3 separate regions of the Mus musculus genome follow, and all the other regions are linked to region 3. The links are chromatin loops, found by intact Hi-C in ENCODE. Cell type or tissue: left cerebral cortex. All regions are shown on one strand. Links, peaks and the distances in the headings refer to the core of each region. The heading gives the core; the rest is flanking DNA.

Region 1 (5,712 bases), core at 278-5,277, 94 kb after region 3:
TACTGATTCTAGGACCATCTGTTGGTTGACAGCCATTGTTGGACTAACTGGGCCACAGCCTGTAAGCCATTCTAATAAATCTCCTTTCTATAGATGACAGATGATTGGTAGATAGACAGGCAGGCAAATAGATAGATAGACAGACAGATAGATAGATGATAGATAATATATAGCTAGATGATAGATAGATAGATAGATAGATAGATAGATAGATAGATAGATAGATAGATAGATAGATAGATAGATAGATTTAGATAGATGATACATATATACATTTATTCTGTAAATTCTGTTCATCTGGAGAAGCCTGACTAAAACAGTACCTGTGACTGTCTCACCCTGAGATCCAGAGGGGTTTTTTTCCCACTGTACTATGCTGTCCTTTGATGGGAGATATCATGTGCCATGCCTCAGTGATCACAAACACAAACACACACATACACACACTCACACACACACACACACACACACACACACACACCACCATCACCACCACCACCACCACCACCACCACCACCACCACCATCATCATCATCATCTAACTGACTCCCACAGCTGACCCATGAAGTTGATACCACTAGCCACTTTGCATGTGTGGAAACTGTTGACTCTTAGAGCTGAAGGGACTTCATCACATCTTTTACATGGGACACAGAGATCATTTCCATAAAACCAAGTATATTTTATCCATCATCATGCACTGTGACCTACTCTGCTGTGGATGTGAAAGGTCTAAGGCAACAGAGTGAGATGTAACACGATAATAGCCTTTCTGTAATGTGAAGAAAACATCTGGTGACATTTCCAGCCTCCACATCTGTATCTCCAATACCTAGATCACAGCATCCCGTAAGCCATGAAGCAGGGTTCCACTACTCTGTCCTTACTCATGGTGGCCTAAGACTCTGGCCCAAATGAGAAGTATTTCACCTTCAGCAATCAACCTGGTGGCATCTAGATGGAGGGTTTTGGTTCTGTGGTACCTGTGACTTTCTAGTGTCCCTCTTTCCAGACCCATAAGCAACTCCTTAAGAACAAAGGGATCCATGCTGCCTGAACTGTTGGGAAATGCACCCCAAGGTGAGAGGTGCAAGCAGGAATGCTGCTGTGACAGACCACGATGACCCAAGGGTGGCTGTCCTGGTGATTGCTATGACAGATGCAGAGTGGAAAGCAGATAGCTGTGGAATTTCCAGTTGTTGCTCCTGTCCAGTCTGCTGGTCTCTGCACTCAGGAAAAATGGTTAAGATGCCCATTGATTAGCACAGAGGGGAAGGCTCATCTGAAAGAGATGTCCAGGCAAATGCTGTTCCAATTTGTCACAACTTGTGGACCTTTCATGACTCTGATATATGTGGCCAACTAGAAAGAGACCCTCTTAAACATCACAACTGGAAAATCAAAGCTGAAGAAGCAATTGCTGATTTTTGGCCACGGGTTCTTTTAACCAGGAGAGGTCATGGAAATTATGAATTGTTTCCTCTCCTCCAGTCACATCTACTGCTGATGAGGAACATCTCAGAATTTTTCCAAAAATAATCAAAGGAAGGACCTTCCTACAGACACAGCTGGGATCTGAGTGCTTCAGACTTGGGTCTCAAACTTCCACACAAAATGAAATAGTATGGAAGTCTTATCAAAAGCCTGACCCCTTAGGCCCTAAAATAAGGCTTTAATCTGGGAGGTCTGGGCAGAGCCCAGGAACTTATATGTCTAATAAATTTGCTTCTTGATTTACCATCTTCCACCTAAGCTGTGAGGACCATGAAACCAGAGTCTGGTACATTCCCTTTTATACCAAAGTGGGCAAGAAGTTGGGGGCTGGAAATGGAAGCAACAGAGACCCCAGGGTCAAGAGTTTCCCACTTTAGACTCTCATGCTCTCCCTATTCTCCCAGCCTCCTCCTTGCCTTAGTCAGAGTTTCCAGGTACTTAAGGCTGTTCTCCCTGGCTCTAGACTTACGAACCTTACTATGCTGGCAAAGATGGGAGATGCCACTTCTCAGGAAAGAGGCTCTGACCAGTAAATGGGGGATGAAAAAAATGAAATGGCATTTCCCTGGAGTGATGGGGGTGTTAAGAGGTAAGAATGCAGAGCTTGTGGGGGAGGCCCCTCCAAGTCCCCCAGCCCTTCACCATTCTCCAGTTCTGTCTCCCTCCCCCACCACCCGCCTCCTACTTGGAACCAGTGACTAATTGCATTGCGTTTCTCTTTGACTTGCGTCATCCAGCAGAGAATGGGTGGTTGTTTTTACAGCTTATTCTTTCAGGGATTCTAAGTGACATTTTTTAAGTGCTCTTCCCCTGCTTTGGAGCAGCACAGCCTCCTCTCTTCTCTCCCCCTCAATCTGTTTCTCTCCCCCTCAATCCTGCTCCTTTCCCTCTTCCGGGGACTGCTAGGAAGAATAAGAAGAGCTCAGAAGACACGGGGCTGGCCCCAGAAAAGCAACCAGAAGATCTCTCTGTGCTCTGAAGACCCCAACTGAACAGAAGCCCCCAGGACTCTCCACCACTGGCAACATCTGCAAGAGAGCTGCCACAGTGGTGGAGAGCCATGCTGGGAAGCTCTTCTTTCTCTCTCCTCTTCTCTTCTTTCTATCCACAAACATCTCCTGATACCTAGTACTAGGGAACAAAAACTAAAACAAACTCTATTTCTCTCCTTATAGGTGGGAAGCTCTGGAATGAGTCAACCAGCTATTAGCAATGTACATGGTAATATCCTAAAGGCAATAAGGTCCAGTATATCACATGAGTAGAAAACACAAAACCTAGCCTGCAAGAGACAAGATGATCAGAGAAGTGTCTAGGTGGTGATGCTATGAAACAAGGATGAGATGTCCACAGACAGCAACCAACTGGACAGAAATAAGGAAAATATTGTCATGGCTTGAACTACTTGGGGGGAGGAAGTAGAACTTGAAAGAGCTTGTGTGGAACTAGGGCGATGGCTCAGCAGATAATTACATGTACTCCATGTGCTCTTTTCACAGAGCCATTGTTCAGTTCCCAGCATACACATTGTAAGGCTCATAAACTGCCTATAAGCTCCAATTGGTTCAACAACCTCTTCTGGCCTGTGTGGGCACCTACACTCATGTGAATATAATTAAAGTAAAATAAGCTAGGTGTGGTAGGCACATCTTCAGTTCTAGTACAGGGGAGGCAGAGGCAGGCAGATCTCTGTGAGTTCAAGGCTAGCTTTGTCTATACTGTAAATTCCAGGACAGCCAGGGCTACATAGTAAAACCTTGTCTCAAGGAAAAAAAGGAAGTTGTAGGGTAGAGACAGGTCATGAGCTACTAAGCCACTCTTACTTGGGAATTGAGTTCCTTCCTCTGCAAAATGAGAGAGTTGGGCTAAATCACTTCCCTGGCATCACTTTTGCTTCTGCAACTCGAATGTCCAAGATTCTCTTCCAGCATCAAAGAAATGGAAACAGCTCCATTAATGGGGTTGTGAAGTGAAAGGAGCCATTGGCTTGGAACAAGAGACCTGTGTATGAATCTAGCCACTTACCATTTGAAGGGACCTTGGACAAAGCAGACAAGATACTCGAGCCTTCTCAGCTGCAAAGCACAGAGTGATGGAGAGGATGTTGTTTTTAGCTTTTAGGCTAGACTCTCCATGGAATGACAGAGGAGTGTGCACTTAGAGGTGAGCACCAAATATCTGAGATCCTATTGCCAGAGGGCCATCTCTAGCCACAGAGAAGGTTAAGGACATGGGGCCTTCCCTTGATTGGAATTGCTTTCAAAAGAAGTTTAAGATCTCAAATGTGGTGTCTACTAGAGGGAAGGTAAGCACACACACTGCTTTTGCGGAGAACATGAATGTGGTTCCCTGCAGGAGTCTCCTCAAACATCATGACCAACAGAATAACAGTCTGCAGGAGGCAAGAAGGCAGTCCATTTCAAAATGACTCAGTCGCTGGTGTTGATTCTGACCCTGAGTAGTTTATTTTAGCACAGCATAATTTGGAATAAAGTTTCCTGATGATAGTTAACTCAATCCTATGCAGAAAACAAAGCTTAAGACAAGGCTACATCAAAGACTACTCCTACATAAGACTACTACTTTGTAAAGTACATGTGACAACTTTCATAAAGATTGGTTCTATACATTAACTGAGAAATGAGCTCAGGAACTGGGGGAAGATTCATTGTGGCCACAGAAATAGCACAAAGGTTACCAGGCTATTAACCACATCTGCTCCCAGTCTTCTGGGTAGAATACAGATTATGCCTCTCTCCCTTTGAAGAGAAAACCCTGTGTTTCTAACATTGTGGTTCCCCAAGTAAGTACAAAGACCTCTGTACCTTGAAGTGTAAACTTCTGGTTTCTTTGGAAAGTCAGTTATGTCAAATGATATCTTTGCTGGGGCACACAGCTAAAAGGATGTCTTGCTAAAGTAGATATGAAAAGGGATGTATAATGTCTAGAAGGAATATAAATATGACCCCACAGACAATAGGAACTCGAGCTCTACCTAGCTACTCTTCACTGACAGCATGCATGTATTGGTTTGCCTTACATTGTGTTCCTGAGCTCAGCTTCTGCCAACTTCATAAAGAAAAACTCCCGCAGAGTGGGTGGGTGGGAGAGTGGGTGTGGGAGGGTGGGGGGACTTTTGGGATAGCATTGGAAATGTAAATGAAATAAATACCCAATAATAAAAAAAGAAAAAGAAAAGAAAAAAGAAAAACTCCCCCAAAGAACTTCTCATGAGGTTCCTGCTGCTTCTTGTGTCTTCTTGCCACTTCCACAGCCTCAGGCCAGTTGGCAAGCCTTGTGCTTTCTTCTGGATTGAACTGCCCTTACTGGTTTGTATGTGGTGACTGCCAAGTAGACTGGACTGCAGCTGCTGGTTCATATGTGGTGTTTGCTACTGGACTGAACTATGATATCCTAACAATGAAGATTAGACTCAACCTCAAAGAACTATTTCTAAACAGATCTACTTCCCCCCATACCCTAATAACTTTTCTCTTCCACTACCTCAGGTAGGTGGTGGGGTAGAGGAAGAGGTTGAAACCTTATTAAAGTAAGTTGAAAAAAGTTTATGCCTACAGTACTCCCTATAGTTCCCAGCATCCATGAAAAGCAGATCACAACACCTGTAAACTCCAATTCCAGAAAAATCAAACCTGTTTTCTGGCCTCCATAAGCACCTGACTGAGTGCACACATGCAAGTGTGCATGTAAACATACATACACACATAATTAAAAATAAAGTCTAAAATCCCAAATGCCAAAGTTCAGAGTATGGGTATACAGCTACACACAATATACAGCTGCTTTCACCTTCAAGGAAGTCCCATACAAATGAATTCATGATCATTCTCATTGGACTGAAGCTTCCAAGAATTGTGAGATACCATCACCCAGCAGAGAAGGCCCTATGCTCTGCCTCAGTTTCCCTGGTAGTGACAGAACAGAGTAGATGGCATTGAGTTGAATCGCCAGCCCTTGCTATTGCTCCTTTAAAGCTACTGGAAGAGACAATACACACTGTACCAAAAGAATGAAGTTGTGGCTTAAACAGGTGAGGCCAAAAATCTGCCCACATCTTAGCTACAGGCAAAGCTGTTGGGCAGGACTAGAGATGCCCTCATGGTGAGAGAATTCTGGGAATAATTGTCCACCTAGCTCAGTTGTCATTGAAAAGAAATGAATGAAAACTGAAAGGAACAGCCTCGTGTACCCTCAACA
Region 2 (5,712 bases), core at 278-5,277, 120 kb after region 3:
CTGAAACTCTGAGAGGCCCAGCAACTCTCCCGAGTTATCTGCCTAGTAGGTAGATGCCCAGAACCCAAAACTTCTGACCTGAAGTTAGTATGCTCTGCATCCCCATGACTGGCAATAAGGTGGCCGTCTTACCTGCAGAGGATGGCTATGGGCTATATGCTGCCTCCATGGAATTTGTTAGTGGCCAAGAGATGGCCAAAGGAGGAGGAGAGTGGGCTGAGAGTCTATCCCCAATAGATGGTGTCTTAATCACCCCCTCTGGCAAATCAAGAGGAAGATTTTGCTGATGTGATGTATCTCCCTGCATCCGGCCAGGAACCGAAGGAGCAAGGAGAGCTCACCAACCTAAAGTGCTGTATGAAAGCCCATTAATAAACCTCCTGGCAAGGACACAGTGTGCACCATTCATAAATCTGTGGCCTGTGGGAAGGAGCCATGGAGCAACCTGTGGAGTGGCCTGGAAGGGAGTCTGAGGCTGCTGAGCTCTGGACATTCTTGAAGTTCCTCTGTAAACTTGGGGTCATGGGCATCTGCACTCCGAGTGGGGGACTGTTACCAGTCTGAAGCCCTGGAGCCTCAAACCCCAAGATGAATTTGTCTTCTTACTTAGAATATAGACCAGATGATGGTCTTGCAATTCCATTATCCCAGGATGCCCAGGAGAATTCAGACAAGAGACTGGGCCTCCTTGTCAGAAGGCTAAAGGACAAACACATGCAGAATAATTGTTGAGAGCCAGGCAGCCTAAATACTCTACTCCAATGAATCCCTCAATAACTTGATAAATCCTATCATGATCATCATTTTGGAGAGGTGGAAAATGGGGCCTCATGAAAGTAAAGTCATTCCCCGCACAGAGCTAGTCAACCCAGGCTGGACTGCTCCAAGTTGTCCAGAACACGGTAGGACACAGTTAAATGTGAGAGGTACAGTTCAAACTCAGGTTGCCGGGCTCCCTGGACCTCTATGCTATTCCACAATGTCTTCCTCTGCACTAGTGCTTTTCAGCAGGGAACATTTCACTTGTCGGAAGATGTTTGACATTATGGATTGTCATAGCTGGGGAGGAAGGAGTACTGCTGTCATCCATCAGACCAAGACCAGGAATCCTGCTAAATATCCCACAGTACACAGGGTGAGCCCTATGACACAGAATTAGCTGGCTAAGATACCAATGGGATTGAGGTTGGCAAACTATGTCCCTGAATCACCAAAGACTGAATTGTTTAGCGTCTGAGCTCTTCCAGGGTCTCGGGTTGAGGTAGGGCCAGGAAGCTCAGGCCAGCAATCTCCTAAGCGCTGTGTGGAACTCTGGCACACATGGCTGTTCTGTTACGGGTTTGTAAAATGGGAGAGCAGGCAGGGCAACTTTAGGAGGGAAGAGATTCACCAAAATCAAGATGTCTTTTTGGAGAAGACTTCTGTGCTACATCTGGTATTCTACTGGCCAGTCATCTCTGTCTCACTGTGTCTAAATACCTGAGGCACTCAATGTACAAGAGTGTTTCAATGCATGCATGCATTCTGAGGTTTCAGTCCACAGTGGCTCAGTTCACTTGCTTCAGGCCTGTGGCACAGAAATCATCAGGGCAGAGGAGGCTGCTCACCGGTGGCAGCCAGTAAGCAGAGATGAAAAGAAAGGGACTGAGATACCAATCACACTTTCATGGGCAGAACCCTATGAACCTGATGCCTTTCTACAGAGCTCCACACTAAAGACTCTACTAGCTCCAAACACTGCCACAAAGCCTTCAACAAGCCTTCGGGGTATATCTAAGGTCTAAACCATAATTGTAGTGATCAATCTTAGATGCCAATGTCAAATGCTTCCCTAGGTGTTTCCAGGAAAATTTGATAGGTGTAGTTAATTCTACAATAAGCTAGTTTTGAGTAAAGGATACCTGGGTTGACTGGACTCAGTGGCTCCAAAGGCCCTAACAGTAGAGTGGAAGTCTCCCCACAAAGGTGGGTGGAAGGGTCCCACTCACAGACAGCATCGCCCTTGATGCAGGCAGAGAGGTGCAGCCTGCCCTTGGGACGTCAACCTTTCCCTGCCAGCCCGCACCACCACAAAGCCAGTTCCCAGCATCTCTTTATAGTGATCATCTCTGTCTGCTTGGCTGGTTAACCCTGCTTACCACAAGTAACTCACAATCTCCAAGGGGAGAATAAAGCTTTATGACAATTCCCAAAGTGATTTGTCCAGCAAAGCCTTGAATTTGAAGAGCATCCTGTGGGATCATACTCCAGATGTCTTTTTCTGACAAGCAGTAACACAAGGAAACTAGGCAGTTTGGCCAGTTCTTTGGCCCGGCTTCTATGGATGGTATCGGGTTCTCACTATGGACAGAGGATCCTTACCACTACATGCCATCTGCCGGTTGCCCTTCTCCACTACACAGGAGGTGGTCCTCTTGCATCCATCCTTGAGGCACATCCAACACCATGACTGAGATTTCTTAGGTCTAGACCTTTGCTCTCAGTAAGCAGAGCTGATAAGCCTCAGCCCCTGAATACGCAGCAGTCAAAACGGCATGGTTTATGCAGAGCACCTGGCACACAGTGGGTGTTCAACTCCTGTGCCAAGACCCTCCCCTCTGATGACAAGCTGTGCTAAAACAGGCCTCCTACTATATAAGGAATAAGCAGGGTTTTTAAACCACTCAATATGGGCAACAGTTGCCAAATGATGCTACGGAGCTCTCCTAGGCCCGAGGCCCGCCCTAAATTTAACAGGCCTGTGTTTACAAACCCAAATCCATGCATCTCTGAGGCTCCCACACATATCCCAGCTGTCCGCCTGAAAAATTCCGCGTGGAGAGTCTCTGGCAGAGTCTCCACCAGCTGGTAACTCTCAGAGTGTTCCTGACACTTGGTCTGAGCCTTAGGCACACTATTCACAGGCGAAACCCAGGAGCTCCTCCTTCTACCTGAAGACTGGTAGGACTCTGAGCTGGTGGATTGCAACCAGGATTCTGAGGCTAAGCCACACACGGAAGATTCTAGGAGCTAAGACAAGCCTCTCTGCAGAGCCTGGCTTTTCTCTCTCTATCCTTTACTCATTCTCTGTATGTACTAGGCTGACACACATGCACAACATCACACCTTCCTACAATTCAGCTATCCTGAAACTGTCCAATAGCACTGAACACAGCCCAGAACCCAGAAAGACACAGAAGTCTCTAGATTGGACACAGAACATAGACTGATTCTCTGAACCACGTGCAGCGCCGTAAGCCTTCCCTCGGACCTTATTTCCCTTTCCTATGGGCTATTTCTCCAACTGAGAGACACCTAAATCACCAGACAGCTTGGTAAATACAGATTGCTTGTTCTACCCTTCCCACCCCACTCCAGTGATTCTGATTAGGCAAGTCTGGAACAGGACCGGAGGAATGGGCATCTCTAAGGAGTTCCCAGGTGAAGCTGATGTCACCAGATCAGGGGCTGCTCTCAGGTTAGGGGGTGGCTGCTTTACAGATTGGATGAGTCAAGCCCACTGACTCTAAGTAATCCTGAATCAGAATGGAATCTCCCTCTGTGTGTGTGTGTGTGTGTGTGTGTGTGTGTGTGTGTGTGTGCGCACTGGGGGCGGGGAAGATGCCGATAGTGGTGAGTCTCAAGAAAGAGAAAGCCAGGCTGACAGCTGCAGGAAGTGACAGTTGACAGCCTGAGAGCACAGAAAGAGACAGCAAACTATAAAAAGCAGACTTAAGAACTCAAAAAGCAAAACGGACCGAAGCCATCTCTGTGGGATACAGTTACTATATTCTCCAGATCCAACCTCAGGAAGAACTCTCTCCAAGCCCCGTGTGACCCTGGGAGTCACAGTGAAGACCCTATCATGTGAAGGAAGCTATACTTAGGCTGCTTCCAGGGCAGGGAAATGTAAAAATTAATGTTCTAAAAATTGACATCTAATTCATCGGCAGTAAAGATCATCGGGGGTTTAATGGGTTATAAACTTGGCACTATGAAAAACTTTTCACCATGAACTAACCCATTTGCTCAGTTTTCTAGGCTCCTACCGTGTGTGCACCTGCACATATGTATATCCTGCACCCATATACAGATAAATATCTGATGTAGAAACATTCTGTGGGGTGTTGAGAGACATCATGAGTTATAGAGACCATGCTTAGCACACACCAGGTCCTGGGTTCCAGTGCCACCATCAAATTACTCCACTAATGAATGTAAGCAGTACAATTCCCCACTCCCCATACCATAGCCCCTTCATCATTTCTTCCTTGACCGTCTAGACAAGGCTGGGTCCCATCTGGAGCTCCCATTTGCATACCTAATTGTTCTAACTCTGTATTTCTCACCACACTGCAATGTAATACATTCAATAGCCTCTTTCTGAGCTTTTCCGTTCCTAGTAGGGCAGAGTGTAGCAGGTGCTTAGTGAATGGGTGTTGTTTGAAGGCATATCCTTAACCTTGCCGTATCTAAGTACACACACACACACTCACACGCACTCATTTATAAAGAAAATGTAGGTCAAGGAGTTTGAGTATATGCCTCGAGGCAGCCCCAATTTCTGAAAGCAGGCTTAACTGTGCTTATTTCTGCTAGCAAGGGAGCGTGGAGGTCCTCCGCAGAGAGTGCTGTCTCTCACACTTCCTGATTTTAATCAGAACTACATATTCTGGGTGAGGTGGCAAGAAGAAAGAGGCTGTAAACTCAATTAGATCACTCCTGAGTCCCCATCCCATGACTGTTCTAAGGAGCCAACTACTATCCCTCCACCTTTCTTTACACCCTCCTCCAAATACACATCCAATCCCAATTCCCTCTCTCTATACTAAATATCCTGAGAGAGTCCCCATTCATGGGATAGGGCCCTGTGTTCTCTGACCAGCAGACAGACATAGGGGAAAATCATGTTTCCCATCATCCATAGCATACCTGCCTGTAAATAAAGTACACTAAGAGAAATTAGCTCAAGCTTCTTTAGCTCTGTGGAGCTCACTCCCATGGGCTAGTGGAAGAAGAAAGGAAGGCAGAGAGGACAGGATCTCACTGACAAAACTGACCACATGAATGAAGGAGGTTTCAAATACATGGGAAGGCTACCAGACACCTTCCTCAGACTGAGAGCCTCATCGTCCTTCCCTGAGCTTCATGGCAGCTGGAGCACACTCCATTAAGAACTCAGAGTTTACTAAGTGTGTGAAGAGCTTTGGAAGTTTCTTTCAAGGGAAAATCCAATGAACTACAATATTCTACTATCTATCTGTCTGTCTGTCTGTCTGTCTGTCTGTCTGCCTGCCTGTCTGTCTATCTATCTACCTACCTACCTATCATCTATCTATCATCTATCTGTTTATCTATCATCTATGTGTCTATATTTTGCTCTATCTCTGCTCCCTTCCCTCCCTCCATCCCTCCTACTCTCATCTTTCTCTCACAAAGGGTCTCATTAAGTATCCTGGCTGTCCTTCAACTCACAATCCTCCCCCCGCCCCAGTCTCTGAAGTACAGGATCTAACTTTGTAGTGCAGTAGTCTTCCCTGTTTGTCACTGGTGTTCCACAGGCATGGTTCTCAGGAGCGACTTTCCCTCACAGAAGTCAGGATACACTAGAATCTCTCTGACTTTCAATGACAGAGACAAAAAGAAAAAAAAAAAAAACCACTCATCCATGGTTTATGTCTGCCATGGGTTACCAAAGGCTCTGCTTCAAGGACTAGGGCAGAGGAGCACCTC
Region 3 (5,712 bases), core at 468-5,467:
ACCTTCTCCGACCACATGGTGTCTGCTCGGTGCTCATCCCAACATGGATGGAATCACTCCACTCCAGGTCTTGTTTTCTCCAGGGTGATGGGCTCGGTTTCTTCAATGGCTTCTCTAGTGAGCTGATTGTGAATCTCCCAGTCCTGCTTGGAGTTTGTTTCCAGCACATCGTGCCATTTAATAGATGGCTCTGGAGGTGGGAGATAGCAATAAAGACTGGAAGCAAGCAGACAGAGAAGGAGCAAGGCAAAGGCTTCAATACGAGCTGTTATTAAATAAATCCCGAAGGAGTTCCCTAGAACATCCTAAGAGTGGGTGACCAGAGCTGCCCAGAGCTCAGCTCTCACTCTGAGCTCTTCCTTCACTCATTTCTCTTTGTGGTGGTTAAAGCACAGGGGGTCCCCTGCATGGGCAGCTATGAAGCCTCCCCTGCCTCCTACAGTCAGTTTTCTGACAGGCCGTTGCTTTTACCCCCAGCTACCCCACGCCTCACTCATTCACTTTGACACTGGGTGTTTAAGGATCACACGAAGTATCTGCCCCTTTCCCATTTCCCTTAGCCACAGTTCTGAGTGACCTGCCTCCTTCAAGTCATCAGTAAAACCAAGCACTTGTCTTAGCCACAATTCTGACTGACCTGCCTCCATCAAGCCCTCAGTAAAACCAAGCACTTGGCCGAGTTTGAGTCTCAGCCCAGAAAAAAAAAAAAAAAAAACAACCAGCAAAGCCATTTCAATGCTTGCTCATGTGCCTACTTAGATAACGTTCCCTTCTGTCTACACTGGCTATGTGCACCGAGACCCAATACCCCAGGGCCTACCAGACAGACCCATCTTTCCGTTTTCTGACTGGCCAACTCCAAAAGTCCACCCTTTTTCCCCAAGCTCTGCATGCCTAGGGAGCTAAGCCAATATCCCCAATATCTGGTGTAAAGACACCAGACCTTTATTTATTTATTTATTTTGGTCTGATGGGGGCATATTTGTAGACAGGAGATTTTGGAGTTTAGAAAGATGTACCAAATACTTGCTGGACATTCAGTAGATGCTCACGCAGTGAAGAAAAAGAAATCTCCTCACCAGACAAATGTGAAGGTCACAGCTACAGCTACGTGGGCCTCCAAGGTCCACCCTTCCTATTAGGCCACTCCTGAAATCTCTCTGCAGAGGAACTGGCTGCATTCCTAAATATATCCAGAGGGTAAATCCAGGAGGAAAATCTGAACTCCTCCATCATTCGTTCATTTAGTGAAGCACACACTGTGCGCCAGACCTTCAGTAGGCACACACGGTTCAGAACCTGATAACAGAATAAGACCCCATTCACTCTGCTGCTGAGGGCAGCTCCAGAAACAGTTGTCTGTATGTCTATCCTCCCTAGCTGCCCCAAATGGGGTGAGGTCAAGTTTGTTCTGAGCTTGCAAGGGAAAGAATCTTTACTCCTCCTTGGAAGGTTACAGGCAAACGTCTGCTACCCAGTTGTTCTACTCTGCACCTGATTTCCAGTTCCTTAAGGGGGACCAGACTCTAAGAGCTGCAAAGCTTGGAGACAAGAAACAGCAGCATGCTCGTAGCACCTCCAGTGTCCTGAATCAGCTACGGAGTCCCTACTGTCAGAGCTTCTTCATGTCTGGCAGAGTCTTTCCTGTAAGACAGAACAGCAGTTAGCTCCTCCAAGGCCCCAGCTGGGCCTGGGCTAGCATCTAGCACCACCTACCGGCCACAAAAAGAAGAGCAGAGGCCAAGCTACCACCTTTCCCTAGGACTCCTTAGGGCCTTTTGTCAGGCCTGGCTGTTGCCTGCTCCTTAGCTCCGGGATCTTCCTTTTTCCACCTACAGACAGAAGGCAAACTCCAAAAGGGACAAGAAATCTCCCAGTAGGAATAAGAAATCACATAACTAACAACAACAGTGAGATCCAAGCCAGAACCTGTGTCTGAGAGAGCATAGGAGAGAGCAAGAAGATAGCCGAGGAGGGGGAGGGAGCAGACAGTAAGCAAGGACCAGCGGTTGATGGTCACAACCAGTTGCAGTGGAGAGATGAGGATGCTGGAGGCTTATGTAGAATCTTACTAAAGAAGTACTCAAGGTCCCAGGAAGCAGTCACATGTCGCCACTACAGGCCAACAACTGAGACCACCCTCGCCACCCTCATTCTAGACCAGCTCCCAGCCCTGTACCCAGGTGCTTCTGGGAAGTTGCCTGCATTCCTCTGGTCTCAGAGAGCCCGGCCTTTGCCCAGAGATCACAGCTGGCGTCAGGCAATGCCTTTCTTGGTGCTTCTCTTGGTTCTGTCTGCTCCTAGTTGAAGATGCCAATGAAAACAGATTGGAAAGAGACCAAGAGAGGAGGAACGAGGCGGGAGGGGGGTGAGGGTTTCAACATGAGGTGATATTAAATTAATCTCCTGCCAGTTCTCCATATGTCAGACTAAACTTTGATTAAGCATCCTTCGGTTTTGAGTCACTGGCTAAGGAATGTCTACTCAGTGACAGTTTCCTGGGCACTAGCAGAAGCTGACAATCCTGCTGGTCCATACTCCTTTTCTTCCTCCAAAGGCATTCCAAAAGGTACCCATCTGGCCTGCTAACCCAGAAGGAGAAGGCAGTGCTTTTGATAAAAGTTTGGACATTGAGATCAAAACAGATCAGCTGCTGGCTTGGAACAAGTCACTTAGCTTTTCTGAGCCTTGGGCTCAGAAACCAGGGCTGATTTCACCTCCTAGGACCAGTGGAGAATATACGCTTATGTGACTTAGCACAGTACCTGGAAGATGAGCTCAATAAACAGTGGCTAGAAAACAAGAGAAGAGAACCTTAGCTGTGGCTCCTTGCTTGGAATTCTAAGGCAGGGCTCTGCAGCCTCCCTACCCCACCCCCCTCCTGCCAGCTCTCAGCCTCCTGTGGGCAAAGGAAGAAAGGCGGGGGTGGGGGCCTGTTCTCACCCTGGGAAGATTGCTCTAGGGGTGGGTGATGACTGTGTGCCTCACCCACCCACTGGGGAAGGCGCTCCAGCTAGTGAATGGAAAAAGCCAGCACCCCTCTTGACTGCATTCATTATTCAAAACTTCTCACAGCCTGATGCCTGCCCTGGAGGGTGTTAAGGACCAGCTAAGCACCAAGCAGTTTCCTCTGCCTGAGATGCAGGTAGCAGAGCCAGGGAGGTTGGGCCATGAGGAGAGACTGGGGCTTTCCAGAGGCCTGGGCCTGGATCAGTGCATCTCTGAGCTTTCACTCTGCCTATCTGTAACTCCCACCCAGGGCTCGGCTCCTTCCGCAGACCTCGCCCCTCTAGCTTATTCCCTCCCAGGTGTCTCAGTGGCCGGCGCTGCTTTGAAGCTAAGTTTAAGTCTACCACGACTGGCTTCAACATAAATATAAATACAAGCACCAGAGTACAAGCCGGGTTTCAAGAACTCAGTAGGTGCAGTGGCTGACAACTACCATATTGGACTGAGCATATGGAAAGTCTTTTGTCAGCAACAGCGCTGCTGCCCTGGGCCCCGCTGCAGAGAACTGACCACATCAAGGAGAGAGACATGAGGCGCAGAGGGGAGGGAGGGGCATATAAAAGCCCAAGAAGGCTTCAAAATTTGTAAGAACTTGAAAATGAATAAGGAGAAAGTTTTCGGTGCCACCACGCCCCCCACCCCAGGTTCCAGAAGACCCAGGGTGTTCTGTGAGAGAGCAAGTGATTGTCGCAGGTCCTCACTGATGGGAGTGCACAGAAAGGACCATAGAGCTCTCAGAAGTGGGTATTTTTGAAAGCCAGTCTGGGGGAGGCGTTGGAGTTGAAGCATAAGCTGGACTCCACAGTGAGGATGAGCACCGAACCGAACCCCCAGTGTTTTTTTTTCAAGGACCATGATTGCTCGCCCACGGGCACCCCCCTCCCCCCGCGCGCACACAGTATCTGTGTCACTCAGGATGTGGGAAAGTGGTTTGGCTTCGGCTGTGTGGGGTAGGGGCAGCTGGGAGGAGAGCAGCGTCTGCACCAGGGAAGGAGCCTGAATAATTTGATGGCTCCTCCGAGGAGAAGCATACATCAGAGTAGTGAACAGATGGCCCAGCAAAAGGGGTTAAGTAAAGAGATCGCTGTGAGAAGTCTTGTCACTCTCATCAGAGCAGAGATCCATGAGAAGCAGACTTTCAGTAAGTCCGAAATAGCAAATGCCACGCAGGAACGAGAGCCACCTTCCCTTTTCCCCAGCCCCCCCCAACCCCCCAACTGATGCACAGGCTCCCAGTCTTCTCTGGGACTGACAGACTTTCTGCAGCCTCTTTCCAGGGGAGGTTTGTGACTCTGCCTGCTGGATCAGGGAAACAGCAGTAATCCTGAACACAGAGGGGATGTCTGATGGGGTGCACTTACAGTCTACCCATGGACTCATGTTTCTGAGACCCAGGGACCCTCATCCATGTGCTCCAGTAGGTCTTAAACTCATGACTTTGCTCTTATCCTGCACTTCCTCCCATGTCCTGTCTTTAAGGGGACCTAACAGGCACCATTCCCTATGCCAGCCAGGTTGGGGTATGCAGCTACTTGACTAGATATGTGCAGAAGGCTACAATAAAACAAATGAAGGTCTGGAAACTTTGGTGCCGGCAGGCACGCATTCTTCCTCCTTTCCTCCTGTCTGTCTACAGTGGCTCTCTCTTATCCACCTTTCCTCTGCTTCTCCTTTTACATCCTTTCCTAGACTTCTTTGTGTTTCTTCGCAGGTCCCAGGATCCTCAGGACAACCAAGTCCGTTCCTAAGCTGTAGGTCCAAACTGCACTTCACAAGGCTACCCATTACTCACCTCTTGCTTCTTGGCTTCCAGCTCTAATGGAGACCAGTCCTTTCTCCCAGCTGCCCTTTTGGGCAGAGTCCTGGGACAGTCCTGGCTGTTCACATATGTACACCAACCAGTGTCTTATTTCCTTGCCTGCAGCTTCTGCCCATTCTTACCTTTGACCTCTTCTGAAGACTCCATTCTGGGGCAGCATCAACTGCTCATTCTAGAACTTTCTTTTCAGGTTCCCCAAAGTCATAATCATACTCCCAAGATAAGTAACCTGAACATGAGTGCCACCATCCTTTTGCCTGTCAAGAAACCATATCCTTCCAATACGTTAAGCTCACTCTTATACTGTGTGATGTTGTGTGTGTGTGTGTGTGTGTGTGTGTGTGTATCATGCAGGATTGAAAAAAGCAAATATTGCCACCAACCTAGCCAGACTTCCCTTCAGAACACAGTGAGAAATAGTCACTGCCCCAATGTGAGGAGACTGCTACCATTCTGACAGAGAAAGAAAGAGTGAACACATGTTCCCAAAATTGCCACTGTAGGGTCTGGATTTGTTAGGAACATCTCGCCTGGGCATGTCGACCTTGGCACTACTGACATTAGGAGCACGATGAATCTCCGTGGTCAGCTGCCCTATACATCACAGGATCTTTAACAGCATCCATGGACCCTACCTTCTAAATTTGAGTAGCACCTCTTTTACCTAAAGTGACCATAAATGTCTCCTCCAAATGACACTTCATTGAGAACACTGAAATGAACACAGGTTGTCTTCAAGCACCGAGAAACAGATTGGCCACTCCATACAGTCTTTAAAGCTCTGGACATGTAGAGTCATTCTCCTGGACTTGAGTGAGTTATTTTCCATCTCTGGACCCAGGATTTTGTCACTTGGCCTCAAGAACAAGGATGATGGCTCCTGT

The links. Hi-C counts contacts between places; a loop is a spot of excess contacts. Peaks named below come from ENCODE experiments on the same cell type or tissue, not always from the same donor. Only the 100,000 strongest peaks of a DNase experiment are listed, where the experiment ranks them.
Region 1: it touches region 3 in a loop (14-fold over the local background); 4 of 42 quality-filtered maps call a loop at or near these places.
Region 2: it touches region 3 in a loop (7-fold over the local background); 2 of 42 quality-filtered maps call a loop at or near these places.

What each region holds. Positions count from the first base shown.
Region 1 is chr7:78,688,976-78,694,687 of GRCm38, forward strand. The region is part of intron 5 of E430016F16Rik (RIKEN cDNA E430016F16 gene); the gene reads right to left. Among named protein-coding and RNA genes, the nearest start is that of E430016F16Rik, 26 kb to the right of the region's middle. In left cerebral cortex, for the core only: no CTCF peak of the experiment used is centred there; a DNase peak (open chromatin) is centred at 2,223; H3K27ac peaks cover 839 bases.
Region 2 is chr7:78,715,719-78,721,430 of GRCm38, forward strand. E430016F16Rik (RIKEN cDNA E430016F16 gene) reads right to left here and starts at 2,502. Exons shown (of 11, transcript NR_015542.2): 1 at 2,362-2,502. In left cerebral cortex, for the core only: a CTCF peak has its summit at 2,394; DNase peaks (open chromatin) are centred at 2,069, 2,713 and 3,629; H3K27ac peaks cover 1,474 bases.
Region 3 is chr7:78,594,397-78,600,108 of GRCm38, forward strand. E430016F16Rik (RIKEN cDNA E430016F16 gene) reads right to left here. Exons shown (of 11, transcript NR_015542.2): 9 at 3-190. Among named protein-coding and RNA genes, the nearest start is that of Ntrk3, 19 kb to the left of the region's middle. In left cerebral cortex, for the core only: a CTCF peak has its summit at 1,712 (motif pointing left); DNase peaks (open chromatin) are centred at 1,704, 2,357, 2,571, 2,969 and 3 more places; H3K27ac peaks cover 2,543 bases.